Regions from separate parts of the Homo sapiens genome. Here region 1 is linked to region 2. A link is a loop called in an ENCODE intact Hi-C map of the cell type or tissue named here. Cell type or tissue: gastrocnemius medialis. All regions are shown on one strand. Links, peaks and the distances in the headings refer to the core of each region. The heading gives the core; the rest is flanking DNA. Region 1 holds the start of MB (myoglobin). Region 2 overlaps TOM1 (target of myb1 membrane trafficking protein).

The links. Peaks named below come from ENCODE experiments on the same cell type or tissue, not always from the same donor. Only the 100,000 strongest peaks of a DNase experiment are listed, where the experiment ranks them.
Region 1: a loop joins it to region 2, with 5 times the contacts of the local background. A loop is called at or near these places in 2 of 110 quality-filtered maps.

Annotation. Positions count from the first base shown.
Region 1 is chr22:35,614,521-35,622,847 of GRCh38, forward strand. It overlaps MB (myoglobin), which reads right to left and starts at 2,809. Exons shown (of 3, transcript NM_005368.3): 1 at 2,643-2,809. The coding sequence starts at 2,737. RefSeq lists an enhancer at 7,548-8,063. In gastrocnemius medialis, for the core only: a CTCF peak has its summit at 3,219 (motif pointing right); DNase peaks (open chromatin) are centred at 941, 3,101, 5,041, 6,581 and 3 weaker places; H3K4me3 peaks cover 4,501 bases; H3K27ac peaks cover 8,000 bases.
Region 2 is chr22:35,308,932-35,317,258 of GRCh38, forward strand. The region is part of intron 1 of TOM1 (target of myb1 membrane trafficking protein); the gene reads left to right. Among named protein-coding and RNA genes, the nearest start is that of TOM1, 13 kb to the left of the region's middle. RefSeq lists a silencer at 305-374 and enhancers at 2,191-2,470, 4,920-5,019. In gastrocnemius medialis, for the core only: no CTCF peak of the experiment used is centred there; DNase peaks (open chromatin) are centred at 3,750, 4,920, 5,430, 7,170 and 7 weaker places; H3K4me3 peaks cover 1,925 bases; H3K27ac peaks cover 7,203 bases.

The DNA.
Region 1 (8,327 bases), core at 175-8,174, 310 kb after region 2:
CCAAGCTGCCTGAATTTGAATTCCAGCTCCTTTCTTACTTGCTGTGTGACTTGGCGTAAGTTACTTAACCTCTCTGTTAAATGTGGTGATCATAATCATATCTACCTCATAAGATTGTTGTCAGGCTTCAGTGAGTGAAACACTTAAACAGAGCCCAGCAATCAGTATGTGCTGAATAAATGGTTGCTGTCTTTCTCCTCCTCATCATCTCTACCATTATCATTATCATTATCATTATCATCACCATCACCCAGGAATTTTTGGTCCTGCCTGTGGCTGCCATTAACCGGTGGAGACTCTCAGGCCCAGTTCCTCCCTGTAATGAGAAGTAGTGACCACCACTGGTGATTTTCAAACATTTTATGACCTTGAAATCCTTTGTTCCCCCCGCTCCCCAAAACAGCCAAAGTAAATAAAACAAAAAAGGTTTGAGTAAAGAAAGGAAAAACAGGGGTGTGGAGCCCACTCAGCAGCCCCCTCCCTTCCGAAGCCCCACTCCTGGAGCCAGAATCTCCAAGTGACCTTCCAGCTTCTGTGTTCTAGAATTTTATGTTTGTGTACGTGCAGTGAAGGCCTCAGTGTTTTACAGACTGGGCTTCATGGAATTTGCCCTCTTTTACAATCAGAAGATTGGAGACATAACCTTTCAAGGTCAGTTAGAAAATCCAGAGTCAGTATCTAGAACAAAGTCAAGATGCCAACTCTCACGGGTGGCATTTGCAGTCCTGGGCATGAGCCTCCTCCACCCTGCCCCCAGGGAGGCCATCCTCCCTGTACCCCAAATACTGAGAGGGCAGAACCAGCTGGCACAGTCTCTGCATGTCCCACAACCTAAGACGTGACAGGGCACCAGGCCTCTGGGACCTTTCAGGGACCAGCAACCCTAGGCATTATGTCTTATCCCTGGCTCCCGGCCCCCGGCAAACCTCCGTGATCCTCCCTGATGATGCAACACCCTGAGTCTCTTTCAAGACGTACAAGTCACTGCCTTAGGTCTGGCAGCTCCCAAATCACCTTGGAAAGACCTCTGCTCTGCAAACTCTGGTCTCCTACCTCCACGCCTGACTGTCCTGCCTCCTCGCCAAAGGCAAAAGTGCATCAAGGACTCAGAGAATTCTAGGGCATGAGCGTGGGACGGGATCTCGGAGACCATGGAAGACAATCCCTTCGCTCAACCAGCAGAGAAATAAGGCCCAGAGGTGGAGAGACTTGTCCAAGGTCACATGGCATATCTGTGGCCCAGGAGTTGATGTCAATTTGTGTGTGTGTGTTGGTCGGGGGAGCACTTTGTGCAATCCAACAGGGCCTGTTGCAGCCAGATGACAGGGACAGGAGAAGAAAGACATAAACACACTACGATGCCATTACAGTCAACAGAAAACTCAACTCTTCTTCCTCAAGTGTTTCTAGCACGGATCACCAACGGCTCAAATTTTAGATAACGGAGCTTCCAGGACCAGCCATGCTCCCGAGGTAGACGGAAGCTGGAAATGGGTAAAGCCCAAGGGAGACCCAAAGGACGACGGAGTGGAAGAGGAAAATTGGCTCTGGCTCACAAATAAGGAGAAATTAATCTGCAAATTAAAGTGCCAAAGACAATCCATTCACTTGTGGCAACCCCGGCGCCCACTTCCTTCCTCCCGTTGGCAGAAACGTTGATTCTTAACCTATTAGACTTCTGAGGGAACCAGCTCAGAATGGTGAGGGAAGGGGCCAAGAGAAGAGTGTATCACCTTTGGGATAGAAGGCAACGAGGAGATGAGCTTCTATGTACAAACCACAGCCACCCTCTATTTACAAACCTCAGAATTTTGTTTTCTTTGGTGTATTCTGGAATCCCTTGTGGTAGAAGGCAGGATATACTTGCAGACCACATCATTCAGACCTCTCAAACTAGAGACATACTCAACATCGAAGGTCACTAATGAGCCTCTATCTTCTGTTCTCTAATTGCAATGCTTTGAAAGGTCCCTAGCCTGGGCTTCATCAGTAATAGCTACTAACATTTCTAGGACTCAGTATATGCCAGGAACCATGCCAGGCCTCTTGCATGCATTATTTTATTTAATTCTCACATCTCCTCTAGGATATAGATATTAGGATATCCCCTCACTGTACAGGAGAGGAAATTGAGGCTCCGAGAGGTTGAGTACTTTCCCAAAGGTCACCCAGTGGCTCAGTGGCAGAGCCAAGTCTAGAACCAGATCTGTCTCCCCTTGAAGAGCATGTCTTAACCTTGACACTTTAAGAGCATTTAATGAGCTGTGACTCTGGAAATGTCCTCCCCTTCTCAGTCCCTTTTTGTCCTCATCCTGTAAGAGAGGTGGCTGTACAAAATCTCTCAGGACCCTTGTTAACTCTGACTGTCTATAATTCTAAAATTCTTCCTGGTGGACTCTGAGCATCCTAGGTTTGATTCTCATGCTTCCTCCAGCTGCTGACATCAGCCTGAAATGGCTCCTTTCCCTCTCCTGAGTCCAATCCCTGACACTTAAAAGCAAAGAAAAAGCAAGTGACCGTTCTAACACCCTTAACTAATGCAGCCAACTGACCTACCCCACGTGCAAACTTTCCACCTTGCAGCTGAACACCCTTGATCTTAGGGTGTGGGTGGCAGGGGCAATGGAATCTCTTCCTTTTACCTGATGAGGACTTCCTGCCCATGGCCTGGGATGTCAGCCTCCACCTTCCCCCAGACGTTCAGCACCAACTGCCATTCCCCGTCGCTGAGCCCCATGGCGCAGTCTGAAGAAGACAAAAAGAGCAAGTATGGGCTCACTGGGTGTCCTGGCCCCAACAGCTGGGGTTTGAGGCTGCCTGGTCCCAAGGGCGTTTTTATACCTTCTGGGATGCTTGACAAAGATCGCTCAATGGCTCGCTGTCCCCCTCCCCTGCCCTCCTTCACTTTCTCTCTCTCATCCAGGGAGGGTCTAATCTTTTCCTTTCTCTAGCCCTCACATGGGAAGCTATTTTAGGGCAGGTGCCATTGTGGCGAGGCAGGACAGCTCAGGCCACAGGGGGTGGGGTGGTTGTGCGTGTGGAAAGAAGGGGAGGAGGTTGGGCACTGTCTGGACTCTCATAGCCGACAGAAAGGGCACCACAGAAGCCGACGCCAGCAGCCTGAAACCCAACGCTCCCTGCGGTCAGCCCTCCCAAGAGGACCTGTCATGTTTCTAAGCTTGGCCACCAGGTGCCCCGGCTGGCCCCAGGACAGTCCTGGCCATTCGCAACCTCTCACGCACCTTCTGCCCCTTTGCCAGAGACCCCTCACCCAGCCAGAAGTGACAGAAAGGAACCGGATGGTTTTGTGCTTATAGCCAGGTGGTCCCAGGCAAGTCCACAATCTCTTAGAGAACTCCTGTTTTCATGACCCTGCTCAAAGGTTTCCCTCTGAAAAGTTTTTCTTGACATACTCCTTTGAGACACCACTAATTGCTTCCTCCTTTCCTTTCTTTGTGTAAGTTCCTGTTGCATTGCTTCCCAAAGGGCATCCTATTTCCTGGTTTTCATGCCATCTTCTCCATTAGGATAATAGCAGCCAGCACTCACAAGAGACTTTGCTGGGTGCCAGGCCCTGTCCCAAACACTTGGCATTTGGTAACTCATTTAATCCCCGCAAGACCTCCCAATGTGATAGGTACTGACATTATCCCTATTTAATTGAGAGAAAGTAGGGAAACATCACTGATGTACAACTAGTCGCTGGCAGAGTTGGGATTTGAACTCAGGAAGCCACGCCCCTTTCTTTGCAGTTTTCAGGAGGGCAGGAGCTCTGTTTTATTAACCCACGTATCTCTTGGGCCTCACATGGTGCTTTGTGCCAAGTTTGAACTGAATAAATGTTTATTGAGTAAATGGGTGGATGGTTTTGCAAAGAAAGAGAGTGGAGGATGATTAGCCTTATCTTACATCCATGCATCCTCCTTCAATCCATTCAGGTATTCAACCATCTATCCATTTATCCACTTGTCCATCCAGTTACTCATCCATCCATCCATCTGTCATCCCTTAATTCATCCATCCATCATCTCTTTGTCTATCCATGCATTCACTCATCTATCCATCCACCACCCATCCATCCAACATCTATCAATCCCTCCATCTATCCGACATCCCTTAATTCATCTATTCATCTATCCATCATCTCTTTGTCTATCCAGGCATTCATTCATCTATCCATCCACCCATCCATCCAAAATCCACCAGTTCCTCCATCTATCCATCTATCCATCCATCCATGTGTTCATCCATCCATCCCTCAATTCATTCATCCACCCATCATCCCTCCATTCATCCATCCACCCATCCCCTCATTCATCCATTCATTATCCCTCCATTCATCATCCCTCCCTCCATCCATCTATCCATCCATCACCCACCCATCCCTCCATCTATCTATCTGTTCCTCCATCCCTCCATCCATCCATCCACCCATTCCCTCATTCATCCACTCATTATCCCTCCATTCATCATCCCCCCTCCATCCATCTATCCATCCATCATCCACCCATCCCTCCATCTATCCTTCTATCCATCTGTAACTCCACCCATCCATCCATCCCTCTCACAGTGATAGAGCACCTACTGTGTGTCAGACACTGCTACATGCTGAGGATAACAAAATCAAATAAAACACCTTCCTGTGTTCAAGGAACTCAGAGTCTTTTTAGGGAGATAACTAAGAGGAATGAAAATACAGTACAGTTTGTTTAGTGCTATGATCAAGGTAGGCACAGGCCCTTCCTTCCATCTGCATAAGACTATACAGTTTACAAAGTGGCTGCTTGGCAAGATTACATCTAATCTTTACAACACCTCTGTGAGGTAGCGAGCACCACCCCGCTTTACAGCTGTGGGAGATGAGATTCAGAAAGGATAAGCCAGTGTTTGGGCCATCCTGGGTCTGCACTGGATTTGTCAGTAATGACTGCCCCACCTACACAGCTTTTTGAAGATAACTGCCCTGCCCCAATCTTGCTGAGGTGCAGGTGTAGCCAGTCATGTTCTGGGACACACAGTTCTCCCGCAAACCTGCTGCCAGTCACAGCCAAGCTGAGAAAGCCAATGTCAGGGCTCCATCTGAATAGTCAGCATCTACTAGCTCTGCCAGTCAGATCCCAGCTTCAGAATGTGAACAGAGATGTTTGGTAAGAATTGGACAAATAATAGGAAATGTAGCTAGAAAAAGAGTTAAATTCAAAGAATCCCCAAACTTGGAGTTCCCCAGTGCAACTTTGGGTCAGAACGCCCTCTGTGTGGGTCTCTAAAGCCTGGCTGGTGACCATTCTAGGATTGCCATGAGCCGCCACTCCCTGGAGGAGCCTTGTGTCTCCATTCAGTGAGTCCTGTGTACTGAGTCGGCTGACTCCTAGCGACCAAAAGGGTCAGAGGCACCGGCTGCACCTCTGGCGCCCCTTCCCTAGTGACCATTCCAGAAGTCAACCCCAAATGCTAGGCCAGCCGACCTCCAAAGGCCCATCTCTTTAGCAGTGGAAGAAGCAGTAACAAAATAAGTAGCTAAAATGCCATGGGGGGCCGGGCGTGGTGGCTCACGCCTGTAATCCCAGCAATTTGGGAGGCTGAGGTGGGTGGATCACAAGGTCAAGAGATCGAGACTATCCTGGCTAACATGTTCAAGCCCTGTCTCTACTAAAAATACAAAAATTAGCTGGGCATGGTGGCACGAACCTGTAGTCCCAGCTACTTGGGAGGCTGAGGCAGGAGAATCACTTGAACCCGGGAGGCAGAGGTTGCAGTGAGCCGAGATCGCTGTACTCCAGCCTGGCAACAGAGCGAGCCTCCATCTCAAAAAGAAAAAAAGAAGCCATGGGGATGCCAAAGGGGATCTCATTCATTCATTCAGTCAGTCAGTCATCTGTTTGTTCCTTTGTTCATTCATTCATTTGAAAGCCCATTACTGAGGCCCCAGTCTGTGCCAGGCCCAGCCTCAGAAGGAAAGACAACTCTGAGAGGGTCTGCCCCGGTCTCAGACTCTCAGCAGTTTGACCCTTACTGCTGGTCACTCGCTGGAGGTGAGTCCAGGGTGTGAGAGAGGAGGGCAGAAAGAAGGAGATGGCATTGAGCTGTGCCACATCTGACCTGGGGCCCCCTGCCTGGTGCGCTGGGGAAGGCCAAGAGGCAGATCTGAGACTCCTGGAGATTGAGACGCAATGTGCGGTTTTCAAATGCTCTCTGGCCTGTGCCCTCCCGAGAGTGTCAGAACACCCCTGAGGGTGCGGGGCAGGGCAGGGCTGATTACTACCCGAATCCCAGCTCTTCTCCCGTCTCTGGCCTCCTGAGTTGTCTGGGGATGGCCTGAGCATTTAAAATCTCATCAACCCATTACTGATGCTGAAATGTTTAATATGAAGCTATCACCCGCTTGGCAAGCGCCCCCATTAACTGGCATGCTCATGGAAACCTGTAGCTTTGAAGTTGATGGACCTTTTAAGTTTTACCATTTAAGCTAATGGGAAGGCACCGACATCTGTTTGTACTCACACATCTCTACAACAGAGCAGCGTTACCTCACAGTTGCTATGGCTACCTGGAGTCACCAGCTCTGTTTGGGGGCTATTATTATCCCTGTGACAGCCTTCATTATGGCCAGGGCAGAGAAGCTGCAGACACATGATAGGAAAGCCAGGCTGCCTTTGTGTGCAAAACTTTCTACAGCCTTACACGCTCATGCTACACACACGCACACACACGCACGAATGCAGGGCACATTAGTCTGATACCCAGTGGGGCAAAACTGGATCCCACCAAGTCAGACCTCCTCTTTTTCCCTTTCATATCACAGGATCCTTTGAATCCAAAACTGAGACTTGTAGAATCATCCTCAAGGCTCCCAATTCTGGAATCTTGAGATCCCAGAATTAAAATTCTAGAGTGTCAAAGTCTTCAACTTTTCAGCACCGGAGAAACTTGGGTTCTAGATTCCAGACTTATAGAGAGCTAGAAGCAGAGAAATCTAGAATTATAGGGCCATAGTATCTTGTGACTAAAAGAGGCCTTCAACGGTATTTTGTCCAATTTCCCACTAAACATAGTTTTCCCTACAGATCATCATCTGGCATCTGCTTGAATACTCCTGGGAGTGGTGAGCTCACTACCTAAAGCTTTAAAAATCCTTTTTTATGTCGAACCAAAAGATGCCTCCATGTCACGTGCACTTCCTTGCGGCAGCTCCGCCTGCTCCTTGGGGATATAGAGGCCCAGCTGAGTCTGCCTCACAAGAGAAGGAGCAGGCTCACCCAAGACTTTTCTTGTCCAGACTGAACATCCCAGGACTTCCACTGAGCACCCTCCCCAGGCAAGGCAAGTCGGGGGCCTCAGTCTGGTGGAGAAAGACGGGCTCTGCCATCTTCGGTCTCCAGCCACTCTCACCTCTGGTCACATGCACACAAAGAGAACGCTATAGCAAAGGGGATTCCAGCACCCACCTGCACAGGTTTGAGCCCCTCAGGCAGCTGTGCACCTGGCCCACAGTTTTTATGGTCAGAAAATCCAATCTAGGTGACCTAGGAATTTGCTAGCCCTTGGACAGCTGACAATTCCCTTTGGTAAATCTGGGCTTAAGACACCACCAAGGGAGATCAAAGATGTGGCAAGAAGGAGAACTCTGGCTCCTCAAAGCCAGGACTCCCCACGATCTTCACTACTCTCTTCCTCCTCCTTCTGGGAACCAGCCTTTGGAGGCCAGTCTGGGCAGTGCCTCCCTCCTGCCAGCAGGCCCTCCCACCCCACCCCCAGCTTAGCTTGTGCCTCCCTGGCAGAGTCTACCCTCCTGGACCAGCGCCAGGCCAGGGCTCAGAGCAGGGCTGAGGCCTGGGAGTTGCAGGACCTGCTCAAGGCCCTTGATGGGGCAGCAGAACCCCCAAGCTTGCTCCAGACTCCCAGGAACCCACCCACCAGGGCTGCTCCTCTCCAGCCCCTCAGCATCCATCATACTGACCACAGCTCCCCTTCTCCCCAGCTGTCCTCGCAGAGCCTCCAGCCAAGCGGCCAGGGCTGGGGGTGGGGAGAGGTGTCTTATAGCAGCCGGGGAGAGGCACAGGGAACTAAAAATACAGTTTACATGGCAAGGCTCCTCCTCTCCCTGCAGGCCCAGAGGGGCTTATTGGAGGAGGGCTGGCAGGGACACAACATCCTAATCCCTTAGTCAACAGGTGTGGCCTGGGACACCGACCTGCCTCCCCCCTCCACCCTCCCCAGCCTTGGAGGCTCCGAGTGGCTCCTCCAGCTCCACCATCCACCTGTCACCTGGACAGAGACCAGCCCCGCCTCCACAGTCACCTAACCCCACATCCACCCATCCTCCCCTT
Region 2 (8,327 bases), core at 103-8,102:
AGGAAGGGTGGCTCAGCAAATTAGGAGATGGATGGAACTTTCCACGCTGGGTCTGGAAAGAGTTATTCCTTTGGAAAATAGTTTTCAAGACAAGTTTCTGGCTGAAAAAAAAATAGCTTCTGCATATTTGTGATTTAAAAATCTCTTATGGGGTGCTTGAAATTCTCAATCATGTTGTGGTTGATATGTTTGTAGAGGATAGCATTTATTTTGGTGCTTGAAATGTATACACTCCTCCTCACACATCCCTGGAAGGTGAGTGCTTTGGTCATCTTTATTCTGTAGAGGAGGAACTGAGGCACAGAGAGGCCGAGGAGTTACCCAGGCTCACACAGCTGGTAGGTGCTGGAGTCTGGGCAGGATTTGTCTGTGTCTGCATCCCATCCTCCCAACTTTTCCATCTCACCGATTCCCCCTTAGAACTGAAAGAGGCCAGGCGCAGTGGCTCACACCTGTAATCCCAGCACTTTGGGAGGCCAAGACAGGCAGATCGCCTGAGGTCAGGAGTTCAAGACCAGCCTGGCCAACATGGTAAAACCCCATCTTTACTAAAAATACAAACATTAGCTGGATGTGGTGGTGGGCGCCTGTAATCCCAGCTACCCTGGAGGCTGAGACAGGAGAATCGCTTGAACCGGTGAGGCGGAAGTTGCAGTGAGCCAAGATCGTGCCACAGCACTCCAGCCTGGGCAACAGAGTGAGACTCCATCTCAAAAAAAAAAAAAAAAAGAGAGAGAACTGAGAGACCTGCTGGGTTTCCCTTTGAGTGACAACATCTGTGTCCATCTAGAATGAATTCGTTCAGTAGTGGCTTCTTCTGTATTTCTGCCTAACCTTCTTGACCACATTGGTTTCATCCTCGTGCTTGCATTCTCACGGTAGGAAGCACAGGTGAAAGTACCAACTGTCTGTGTCTCTGTTACCAAGAAAGCAAAACCTTCCCCAGGAGCCGCCCAAGAGACACCCGCTTCCATCTCTGTGGCCAGAAGTCCCAGGGCTACTTCTGGCTGCAAGGGGGTCTAGAAAAGCTAAATGCTGTGAGCCCAGGGGGAGCATCTTCCACAACTATTGGAGTCAGCTCCACATGGTAGGGTTAATAAAAATTTCACATAGTCACTGAGTACAGTAATAGAAATACAGTATCTAGCAAGGACAGGTAAATGTGGCGTGTGGGTTCCCACACTGCATTTCCAGATGGACAGCATGGCTGGCCTATATCCAGAGGGGTCGGTCAGAATAGGGTGAAGGCTCTGGAGATCATTATCAGAGTGGAGTGGTCACAGGTCCTGAGGATGTTGGAGGACAGATTAAGGAGGGACGTGGTACTTTTTAAAAGTATTCAAAGGGTCACGGTGGCTCACGCCTGTAATCCCAGCACTTTGGGAGGCCAAGACGGGTGGATCACGAGGTCAAGAGATCGAGACCATCCTGGCCAATGTGGTGAAACCCTGTCTCTACTAAAAATACAAAAATTAGCTGGGCATGGTGGCACACGCCTGTAGTCCCAGCTACTCGGGAGGCCGAGTGAGGCAGGTGAACTTCAACCCAGTAGTTGGAGGTTGCAGTGAGCCGAGATCGTGCCACTGCACTCCAGCCTGGGCAACAGTGAGACTCTGTCTCAAAAAAAAAATGTATTCAGAGGATTGCAAGTTGGAAGAAGGATTAGGATTTCCACACAATAGCTAGTAAGGGATCAATGAGTGCCCAAGTGTGGAGGTGTTTCATTTACACTGTTATAAAGGTTTATTGTGCTGGTGAATACAGCCTCATCTTTCATTCAGTCATTCAGCAAACAGGTACTGCAGGTTTATCATGGCCCAGGTCCCATCTGGGGTAGACAGTTAGTCCATTTGTGAGCTATAACCGCCACCCTTAAAGAGCTCACAGACTCCTGGGAGAGAGAGATGTAGAAACAAAGAGATCGCCCAACAGAGTTATTTTAATCACTCCACTAAGCAGTGCTTAGAGTTGTGGTCTGTGGAAAATGCTACTGGCTGCTAGCTGGAAGGAATAGGCCCTGGCGGGGTGGGGGGTGTCAGGGCAGACTCCACCAGGAGACCTGACCTTTGATCTGGGCTTAGGAGCACGAGTTGAGGTGGGGAGGAGCACATTTCTTCCTGGAAGAAGGGCAGTGTGTTCAGAAGCACAGAAGCCTGAGGAGGGTGATGGGGTGGCTGCGGGCGATCAGCTGAGCTGGTGAGTGGGAGTGGGAGGAAGGACTGGGCCAGGTCTCAGTGCCGGCTCCCGAGGGCTTCAGTGGAGCCCGGTGCCTTCAGGTCCATGCCGTAGTTGTCCACCGCGGAGCAGTCCCGTGGGAAGGCCAGGGCAGCTGGACCTCACTCCTTAAAGAGGAATATTAATCACGAATACTTTGAGCTGCAGGTAACAGGAAACGCAACCAGCAGAGTCTGAAACCACCACAACAACGCACTTTGTTTACCTAGCAAGAAGCCTGAAGGTTGGCAGTTTCAGGGTGGGTTTGACAGCTCCACGATGTCTCAAAACAGCCAGACTCTTTCTTGTTCTGTCCTTAGCCTGGTGGCTAATCAGTGAAATACAGTGATTGTTGTTCTGGGAAGGCAGGGTAGGCAGGGGCAGTCAGCATCGAACTGAGCACCTAGGCAGTGCAGAGCCTCAGTCGGTCATTCCAAAAGTATGTAATGCCCCCCTCTGCTCTGTTGCACCAGAAGGTGGGCCCCAGAAGGTCTGCCCCAGGCAGGCAGAGGCAGTCTTCACAGGGACAGAGCAGAGTGGAGAGCACACAAGTTTGGAGCACGCAGGCCTGGCTTTGCATCTAGCAAGTCACAAACCTCTGCACATTGGCTGCCCCCACGACAGTTGGGGATGTGGGGAGGTGACACAAATGGAGGTCCTCCGAGCATCCTGCACAGGCTGACACTTCTTCACTGAATGATGGCTGTCATTGTTCTCCATGATGTTGTTATTGTCATGGTGCAGGATGAGGAGTGACACGGTCTACCCAGAAGGAGGCACCACTGAGGAGCCAACCCTGGGTGGGGCTTAGAAGATGAGGGGAGTTCGGCTGGGCACGGTGGCTCACGCCTGTAATCCCAGCACTTTGGGAGGCCGAGGCGGGTGGATCACAAGGTCAGGAGTTCAAGACCAGCCTGGCCAAGGTGGTGAAACCTCATCTCTACTAAAAATACAAAAAAAAATTAGGCGGGCGCCTGTAATCCCAGCTACTTTGGGGGCTGAGGCAGAGAATTGCTTAAACCCAGGAGACGGAAGTTGCAGTGAGCCGAGATCGCACCACTGTACTCCAGCCTGGGCGACAGAACAAGACTCCGTCTCAAAAAAAAAAAAAAAAGACAAGGGGAGTTCAGGAGTTCAGCTGACTCATTCCTCCTCTTCATCAGCACACCTGGCACTGTCTCAGCACCTGGTCTTTCCTGCCATGGAAACGACCTTTTGGAATTGTCAGTTGTGGCCTCCCACTGGACTGTAAACCACCACTGGGGCAGGACCTTGCTGGATTTGCTCACTGACGTCTCCCTGTAGCCTGGACAGGTGTTGAGAATGTTTGAGAAGCACATAGCATCGTGGTTATGAATATGGACTTGAGAACCAGACTTCTCTGGCTTTGAATCTGCTGTGCATCTCACAAACTGTGTGACTGCAGGCAAATTGCTGCCTTCTCCATGCCCCTGAGTTTATTCATCCTCTGTCTTAAAGGTTGTGGTGACGGGTGACTGAGGGTGTGACGTGCTTATTAGTCCCATGCCTGGTGCATGCTGAGTGCCAGATGAGCATGTGAACTGGATGAGCCTGACTGAATGAGGAATGGCATTGCAGACAGAAGCTCAGAGGCGTGAGAGGGCAAGCCACATAGAGGAAGGGGGTACAGCTGACTGTGGCTGACGCCAGCCCCTGGAGAGTTCAGGCTTTTGATCCTCAGGCAGTGAGGGTGATGGACAATGTTTAAACAGAGGAAGTTGTGCTTGGAGTTATGTTTGAGTAGAGCGTGGAGGTGACAGTGCAGGCCTGGGGAGGTGGCAGCTTGAGCCAGAGCTGTCTCAGTGATCATGAGACTGTTGGAATGTGCAGGATGGGAGCGAGCGGGCTCCAGGCTGCTTCCCAGAAGGCTGGTGTGGAAAGGGGTGATACTGGCCGGACACAGTGGGCAGTGGCTCACACCTGTAATCCCAGCACTTTGGGAGGCCAAGGCGGGTGGATCACTTGAGGTCAGGAGTTCGAGACCAGCCTGACCAACATGGTGAAGCCCCATCTCTACTAAAAATACAAAACTTAGCCAGGTGTGTTGGCAGGTACCTGTAATCCCAGCTACTCGGGAGGCTGAGGCAGGAGAATCGCTTAAACCCGGGAGGCAGAGGTTGCAGTGAGCCAAGATCGTGCCACTGTACTCCAACCTGGGTGACAGAACGAGACTGTCTCAAAAAAAAAAAAGAAAGAAAGGGGTGATACCATACCATGGCCCCCATCTCTGATCCTGCCCGTGGTGTGGCGTGTCTTTGGTGACTACTCATTCTTTCTCTTGGCCCAAGTCATAGTCATTGTAGCTCGGTTACTCATTGCTAGCCTTTCCTGATGTCATACTGACATTGTCTGGCTGCAAGGTCACAACATCCTGTGAGGCAGGCAGTCTTATCCTGATTTTACGGGTGCAAAAACAGAGACTCAGAGGGGCTGGATCTTTGCCCACATTCTATGAGTTAGGTCAGGCCAGACTCGTCCCACTCCACCCTCATCTCCATGAGGGGCAGGTGGGTCTTGCCATCATGCCAGGCAGATTATCTGGAGCCCTCCAGGGAGGTGGTATCTGCACCAGACCCAATAGGGAGAGGACAGACTGCTGTAAGGACGCACAGGTGCCCAGTGATCCGAAGCCACAGGCTTGCCAGCCATAAACAACTGCAAAGCCGCCTGATGACAGGTGGAGGATTGCAGGGCCCGGTTCTGTCAGGAGCTGGAAGACAAGAGCACAGCTGCTACCCGGAGGCCCTTGAAGGTTACAGCTCCGAGGTCGGGGAATCAGTTGTCATTCTCTTGGTAACTGGCAACCACTGTCCGTGTTTTTATTCCCCCTTCTTAAAATAGCAAGCTGAATTACTTCTGTGGTGAAGAACAAAAACAAAGCAAATATTGCCAGGTTCCTGTGGGTTTAAAATTCTGCCCTGATGGAATATGCCTACCCTGTGGGCATCTGAAGGAAATCCACATGATTCACCGCAATCCTGTTGTCCACACCTGGACCTGGAGGAACCTGGAGGAACCTAGAAGGGGTTGGCAAGTGATGGTCTGGGCAGATGTCCCACAGCCTCCCAACAGCTGTCTTGTACTGGAATTGCTCAGATCTGCCTTGTCCCGATTTTGTCTCCTCCTCCTCTTCCTCTCCCCTTTCTCGTTTAGGCCACATATCCCCTCCCACCCCGCAGAAAACCTCCGTCTTCTGATTGGCTCTGCCCACTACTGCCTGCTGCCACTCATGGCTCAGGAGCTTGCCTGCACTGCTTGGGTCACATCAGACTCATGCACGGGGTGGGGGCGGGGGGTCCTTCTGCTCCCACCTGATTGCCGGGTATGGGATTTCTCTTATTTATCAATGTCCCCGCTTCCCTTTAAAAGCCACTTACTTGCCTTTCCAAAACAACCACAGCCTCTCCTGAAACACTGATGTTCCCTCCTCCAGGAGATGAGAGGTGCCCATCGTTTTCAGGGGGTACTGGGGACAGAAGAGGATCTGATGGTGGGGACCACTGAGAGGCCTGCCGGTGGAGCTCAGGGAGGAGAGGGCCAACTCCCTGTGTGGTCAGGAAGGACACTTCTGGGAAAACAGTGTTCCCCGCCCCTGCTGAGAGATGCGGATGGCACAGAAGCCTCAGGCACCTGCGCCACAGCGTCAGCGGCTGCCCCGCCCTTACCTCTGTGTGCCCTTTGCAAGTTGGTGATCTCTCTGTGCTTCAGTTTCCTCATGAGATGAGGGCAATAATGCACACCTTACAGTGTGTTAAAATTAAATCTCATTCTTCATGTGAACAGCTAATGCTGCTTGATATTCTATGGCATATAACTTGGGAAGTTAAAATATTATTATTGTGGAAGGGCATGCAGGCCAGGTCGAAGACTAGGGAGACACGGAAGGATTTGGGCAGGAAGGACACTGTCATTTTCAGGTTTCAGAAAGTTCCTTCTGGACAGTGTGGAGAATGGGTGGGAGGAGGGAGGCAGGAGGAGGGAAGAAGCTGAGGCGGTAGTCTAGCGGGAGGATGGTGGCCGGGCTGGGGCAGGGGCAGTGGCAGAGGGGATGGTGTGATGGACAGAGATTTGGGAGCTGACTTGGCAGGACTTCGTGGCCTTTAGGTGTGGCTAGGGAGGGAGATGACACTAATCCTCTGGCCTGTGTGACTGGGGCTTGCTGAGATGTGGCCTGTGGCAGAGGAGCAGGTTCTGTAGGTTAACACTGACTGACATGACTAACCCCCGCCCCAAAACCCTCCAAAGCAGGGCACGGCCCTCTGCTCAGAGGGACACTTGTTTGGCCCGCTCTGTTCTTCCCAGGTGGCTCTATAAGTGTGGAACCCCCAAGGGCAGGGGTGTGGTACAAAGAAGCCACACTCAGTAAACCTTCACAGGATGGACAACTCTGTCTCTCAGCCCTGTCAGAGGAGCTTTCCTCATCCCCTCCTCCAGGCCTGATCTAGGGGTAAAGCAACCGCCCTCTGCCTCAGCCGCCTGGCATGTGTCCTGGGCCACCCTGGCATCCGTCTGGCTCAGGACCTGAGGGTAGAACTGAAGTTGGGCCAATTGCAAAACCAAGGTCTCAGAGCCACAGTTTTAGTGTTGGTTGAGCCAGCCTGGCTAGAAGAGGGCCCTGTCCAGTCCCGCAGAAACTGCCCTCCTCTGTCCTCCGGCAGACTGGGTTTAGCAGGCACTGTGGCTTCTTTTGGGCACCTTAAAGCAGGGACCATGCCCACCGAGTCCACCATGGTATCCCAGTGCCTGGAACCGGCTTGGCTTACAAATAGCCGTGTAGCAAGCGAAGAGTCACCCACCCTCCCCGAGCCGGGGCACAGCCGTGAGGAGAGAGCCTCCCTTGCAGGACAGCGTGACATCACGTGGAATAACAAGTTCTACATGCCTACTCTGGCACACACTCCTGACAGATAATAGACAGCCGGCAGCACTGTGCTCAAGTGCCTGGCCCATCAGCCAGCAGGTGTGCCAAGGCCGGCAGGGTGGCTGCAGCAGGCGGATGAGTACTTTGCATGTGACACTTGCAGGGGAGGGAACCTTGGGTAGTGCCCTGTGTCAGAACAGGGTCTCACCCTTAAAAGGCGGAGCAAAGCCTGTCTTATCACACAGTCCTCCATGTAGTCACAATACATACCAGCCAGAGTGATGTGTGTAATGGAACGTTACCTGCAAGAAACAGGGCACAAAATTTCCTGTGTGCACGTGGTTGACGCGTGAAGATAGCATCTAGGAAGGCGCAGAGAACAGAAAACAGGCCATGCGGCACCTCCCTTTCCTAAAGACCGTTTACAAAGGTGCTGGCATTGCGAGTTCCTGCGTTCATCATTCATGTAATACCAATTAGTGCCTCCCACACTACAGTTCACAAAAGGCTGCCAAGCCCGGTGCTTGCTACCATGCAGACCTGCAGCCAGTGGTCCCGGCCATGGCCCTGACAGGCTTCCAGAACTCTGCAGCCGACTCCCGGCCTGGAAATCTTACCCTAGGAACTGCCACAAAGTGAAAATTTCGTGGAACTGAATAGAGGTGGTGGTGGTTGTATTCAGTATTACAGGTGTACCAAATGCCACTGAATTATACATGGTAAAATGGTTAGTTTTATTTTATGTGACTTTCGCCTCAACTTTTTTTAAAAAGAACCACCACCACTTGCTGAGTGTTTATTTTGGGCCCGTACCGTGCTGATACCTTGCCGTGCTGATACCTTACTGTGCTGGTACCTTGCATGAATCATCACCTCTCTTTGGGGTAGTTCTGCTGGGTGGCTCGGCATCGGTCCCTTCTGTGGGTGCCTCAGAAGGGTACAGGAGGGCCAGGTGACCTGTTAGTAATGGAGCGTTTGCTTCCTAGGTAAAGAAGCTCTCTGTGAGATTCTAGAGGAACCTGGTTACAGGGGATGCCTCTAGGAAGAGGGGGCTGGGGCAGGGGACAGAGATAGATTTACCTAGCTCCATTGTATACCACTTGAGAACTTTTACATTTTGTATCCTGTGAATGGTTACCAACTCAAAAGATAATTCTTTTTTGCTTGTTTGTTTGTTTGTTTTGGAGATGGAGTTTCGCTCTCGTTGTCCAGGCTGGAGTGTGATGGCTCA